Regions from separate parts of the Homo sapiens genome. Here region 2 is linked to region 1. A link is a loop called in an ENCODE intact Hi-C map of the cell type or tissue named here. Cell type or tissue: PC-9. All regions are shown on one strand.

What was found. Hi-C counts contacts between places; a loop is a spot of excess contacts. Peaks named below come from ENCODE experiments on the same cell type or tissue, not always from the same donor. Only the 100,000 strongest peaks of a DNase experiment are listed, where the experiment ranks them.
Region 2: a loop joins it to region 1, with 11 times the contacts of the local background. A loop is called at or near these places in 2 of 110 quality-filtered maps.

The regions. Positions count from the first base shown.
Region 1 is chr3:159,803,880-159,806,379 of GRCh38, forward strand. All of the region lies in intron 4 of IQCJ-SCHIP1 (IQCJ-SCHIP1 readthrough), which reads left to right. All of the region lies in intron 2 of SCHIP1 (schwannomin interacting protein 1), which reads left to right. LOC101928351 (a long non-coding RNA gene) reads right to left here. Exons shown (of 4, transcript XR_007096144.1): 2 at 832-1,049. Among named protein-coding and RNA genes, the nearest start is that of IQCJ-SCHIP1-AS1, 37 kb to the left of the region's middle. In PC-9, CTCF peaks have their summits at 1,430 (motif pointing left) and 1,631; a DNase peak (open chromatin) is centred at 1,422.
Region 2 is chr3:159,585,612-159,588,111 of GRCh38, forward strand. The region is part of intron 4 of IQCJ-SCHIP1 (IQCJ-SCHIP1 readthrough); the gene reads left to right. All of the region lies in intron 1 of SCHIP1 (schwannomin interacting protein 1), which reads left to right. Among named protein-coding and RNA genes, the nearest start is that of IQCJ-SCHIP1-AS1, 180 kb to the right of the region's middle. In PC-9, a CTCF peak has its summit at 1,156 (motif pointing left); no DNase peak of the experiment used is centred here.

The sequences.
Region 1 (2,500 bases):
AATGGTAGGCTTTATCCATTCCCATTTTACAGATTTAGAAGCTCAGAAACAAAGTCACACAACTAGTAAGGAGATGTGCCAAGATTTAAACTTAGATCTGTTGGACTCCCAAATCCATACCCTGCATCACGATGGCCTCACACCTTTGAAAAATAGTACAATGACCCTTTTGATGTTTCTTTTTTGTATAATGACCTAAGGAAAGCAGAGAGGTCAAGTCAACTTTCCCTGGTCCCTGCAGTTGTAATAGGGCTCCCTTCACCCTCTCAGTGATTCTTTACTGAGTTAGAGGTAAAACCCCACAATGAACTATAGGAAATCCCACTCTTTTAGAGCTCTGAGTATTTAGAGACTGATTTGGGCTGAGCAGGTGAGGGAGATTGGTAGCAGAGAGCTGGAACTGGAGGCCTGTTCTCTCTGTCAGTTCATTACTTTCAAAGGTCTGTTGCAGGGAGCCTCCTTGTCCTCCCAGTGTAAGGAAATATAATTGTGATCAATACATTTCCAAAAAATATATCTCCACTGCTAAGGACATGGTAAGGAAATGGAACAAATTAATAAAAAGGGCTTCTCAGCCAACTGGAAAAGAGGCAGGCCATGAGTATACAATGTCTTCCTCAGTTTTTCTTCCCCAGTTAAGCATTCTGGGTCCCCTCCCTCTCATTTATTTGCTGCTGTGATGTCTGCAGGGTAGGGTGAGCTGGCATAAAGTTTATTAAATAGTAGCTTGCAGATCACTTGCTACCACATTTTCCAAAGCTTGCCTTTGTCCCCTCGGTGTATACTTGAGATGCCTTCAGTCAGATGAAAATCATGGAAAACCAAACTAACCTGGCTTCACAGTGATGAGATTGGTTGGCTCCTGGTTAGGAAAGGCTTCAGAATGTGTTTGTTTCATTGGCCCAATGGGGCATCACCAGGAATGCTGTTATTTTTTTTCTTTAAACTTCTCTGCTCTGTTTTTTGCCGTCAGTTTCATTTACAGCTATCCTCCCACACCTTCCGGTTGCCAAATGATTTTCCTTTCCTTTGAGTTTATTCATCACTGTCTAGGGAGAGGGAGAAAAAGAAATGGTCACTTCCAAGAACTCTCTCAAAAGAGCCAGGAACTATTTTCCCAGTCATCCTCAGCAGATTTCTCCTCAATCTCATTGGCCCAAATAGGGTGTGGTGTTTATCCTTGAACCCGTAAGTGGAGCCAGGGGATGGGATAATGAGCCACAAGCCCTACCACCTGATCAACTTCCCCCAAGCACCTGGGCTTTGCAGGAGGAATTGAAGGTGCTCAAATAAAAGTTAAGGTAGTTACTAAAAGAAGGAGAGTGGTGTTGGAAGAGCAACTACAGTGCCTATTAGACTCCTGCTGTTCTGAGAATCAGCTCCAACCCACTCCTAGCAGCACCCAAGGAACTGGGGCTCCTAGCCTGACTCACAACTCTTGGAAGCTGCTGACCCCTAGTGTCTGAGGAAAGCATCGGCTCTAGAATCCAGAGGCATGGGTTTACCTCTCATGAGAATCACAGCGGCTGTGACACACTCACACACACAAGGAGGTTGTAAGCAAATTAAAACCTTTAGAAGTACTTTAATGAGTAAGTGAGTTTAATTGAAAGTCTTCCAAAGACACTGTAAGACTTAGGCCTCCCTCACCTTGCTGATCAGCAACCTCAGAACACTCTCTGTAGTCCTTTTCACACCTGTAAATTGTCATCCACAGTGTGTCTTTCTCTCTAGACAGAGGGTGTGCTTTTTGAGGGTGGGGCCTAAGTGCAAAACACCCAGCTCCTCACCTTGAACTCCTGCATGCTTAGTAAACACTTGTATGAGTAAACGAAAGACCCAACTGTTGTTCAGCTCTCCTTTCCTCTCCCCTTCCATAGCCATGGCTTTCTCTTATAAATATCAGCTCTACCAGCTTAATTGTACTCCTTTTTTTTTTTTTTTTTTGAGAGGGAGTCTCGCTCTGTCACCCAGGCTGGAATGCAGTGGAGCGATCTCGGCTCACTGCAACCTCCGCCTCCCAGGTTCGAGCAATTCTCCTGCCTCAGCGTCCCGAGTAGCTGGGACTAGAGGTGCCTGCCACCCACACCCAGCTAATTTTTGTATTTTTAGTACAGATGGAGTTTCACCAAGTTGGCCAGGCTAGTGTCAAACTCCTGACCTCAGGTGATCCACCCGCCTCGGCCTCCCAAAGTACTGGATTACAGGCGTGAGCCACCGCGCCTGGCCAATTGTATTCCTAATAGGACAACTAAGCAATCAATTGTGTTTTGAAGCTGCATGTTATACGAATGGGAAAATATTCCAACAACCCCAAATACACATCTAAGCAGCTGCTTTTGTGTTGTGGAATACCCACTATCTGGTCAGTAGAGAAAGCAGAATTTTTTATTATAAGCAGATCAACATTGCTACTGTGAATTCTTTGAGCAGTAGGCAAAGCTGTGTTAGAATGGGTTCTTCTTTGGTCTGTATGTGGCAGGTAACAGGACTTCTCCTG
Region 2 (2,500 bases), 220 kb before region 1:
TAATTCTCCTAAGAAACTTATTACATAGCACACTTATCCATCTTTTATAAATGAGGAATGGGGGCACAGAAAGATTAATATTTGCCCAGGTTCACACAGAAAGTATATGAAAGAGATAGAACTTGAATTAGCAATCTGACCCTATAGTATAACTCTTAACAGCTATACTATATCTAATAAAACCATTTCAAAATTAATAAGTCTTACCTATGTTTTAGCATTTAGAATGTTTTATCATAATTTTAATAGTTATATCTTCCCTGCTAGGCTGGAAAAAAATTTTTAAAGGGGAATCCTTTCTTGTTCATCATCCCTACCTACCTAGTGCCTAGCATAATATTATTGGATGGATGGATGAATGGATGGATGGATGGATGGAGAAGAATGTAAGTTTCAGGCTGGCTGTTACATTCAGCTCTAAGATAACTAAACAGTCCCTTGAAACTCCAGAAATAAATTAATAAGCTTTGGTTTTTCCTCAACTTAAATCTGCTAGATAAGCCTGAGGATTTGCAATTGGAAAAAAAAAAATGTGTAAGGGATCAGATAAGGGAAACTGAATGATAAGGACATTCGTCCCTAGGTGGTTTTGGCCACAGGGATGTCTATTTCTCCAGCTGTCCTGCTGCCTTCCCCAAAAGATAAAGAGCAGCACCAGCAGGGGAGCAAAGGTTGCTGGGCTATGTCCCCTTCCTCTAGGTTTGAAGCTGGAAGGATGAACCAGCTTTGCCTCAGTGACTGGACCCTTATTTTCATATGCAGTCAGGACCCAACAATAAAAGCAAATTTTTAAAAACGCTATGCTTAGAATTGAAAGAATGCAGAAAGAATGCAAATTGCCTTTACAGCTGCCTGACCATCCTAGTGAATCCTTTAACCCTATTCTTTCCTCCTGCTTCTGTCTCATTGTATTAAATGCTGTATCCAGAAAACATTTTCTTAATATTTAAACGTAGCATCTTACAAATGGATGGCATCACAGCAGATCCCTGAGGATGCTATAAGGCTCAGCCTCCGTGTCACCCAGGATGATTTTAACTTGCTTATCTCATTTCCTGCCTCTGCCCCTGGGTTGGCTAGAAAAAGGAAAGATCCAATTTCCATGCTAGGCCTGAGGATGGTCCAGGGCTTTTCTCTGCAGACCCCATGGCTGCTGCCCTCTGCTGGAATGATGAGGCCTGAAGTCCTTCCATCACAGATTCCAAGTGTTCCTTTTAAAATACTTTAGCAGCTCTTGTCAAAATAAACAAAGCGGCCCAACTAAAGGTTCCATGGCAATTAGGAAATTTACTTGGCAGCAGGTAACTTTAGAAAGGTAGTTATTTATCCTCATTAGGGCTATCATATACGTGTCAGCAGAGAGAGGAAGCTTCTCTCCACACCTGGGAAATCTAAAACTGCACGTGCTGTTTGTTTCTAAGTCTCTGGCTGCTGAATGCCAGTCCAAGGGCAGATGCCACTCAGACTCCATCAGAACCACCTGGGAAGCTTTTCCAAAATACTGACTCCTGGGTCTAGTGATAGACAGTCTGATTCATTAACTAAGAGATAAAACCTGGAAAGCAGTTCGTAATTTTTAAGAGCTCCTCATGTGATTCTGATGCACAATCAAGTTTAAGAGTTACTAGCAAGACTTTTGAATTATGTATCATCTTGAAATACAATTTTCTTTTAAACGAAAGTATCTTTATTATTTATTATGAAATGTTTTATTCTCATGTTAACACTTCAAAAATGTAGAACAAGATGAATAAAAAACTAAACAATTGCTTTAAAAAAAAAAAAGACTTATTACCCAGAGGCAATCACTGCTAACATTTTGGAGAAATTTTTCCAGACATTTGACGTGAATACATAACTTTTTTATTTTTATTATACTTTAAGTTCTAGGGTACACGTGCACAACGTGCAGGTTTGTTACATATGTATACATGTGCCATGTTGGTGTGCTGCACCCCTTAACTCATAATTTACATTAGGTATATCTCCTAATGCTATCCCTCCCCCCTTTCCCCACCCCACAACAGGACCCAGTGTGTAATGTTCCCCTTCCGGTGTCCAAGTGTTCTCATTGTTCAATTCCCACCTGTGAGTGAGAACATGTGGTGTTTGGTTTTTTGTCCCTGTGTTAGTTGCTGAGAATGATGGTTTCCAGCTTCATCCATGTCCCTACAAAGGACATGAACTCATCCTTTTTTATGGCTGCATAGTATTCCATGGTGTATATGTGCCACATTTTCTTAACCCAGTCTATCATTGATGGACATTTGGGTTGGTTCCAAGTCTTTGCTATTGTGAATAGTTCCACAATAAACATACGTGTGCATGTGTCTTTATAGCAGCATGATTTATAATCCTTTGGGTATATACCCAGTAATTGGATGGCTGGGTCAAATGGTATTTCTAGTTCTAGATCCCTGAGAAATCACCACACTGTCTTCCACAATGGTTGAACCAGTTTACAGTACCACCAACAGTGTAGAAGTGTTCCTATTTCTCC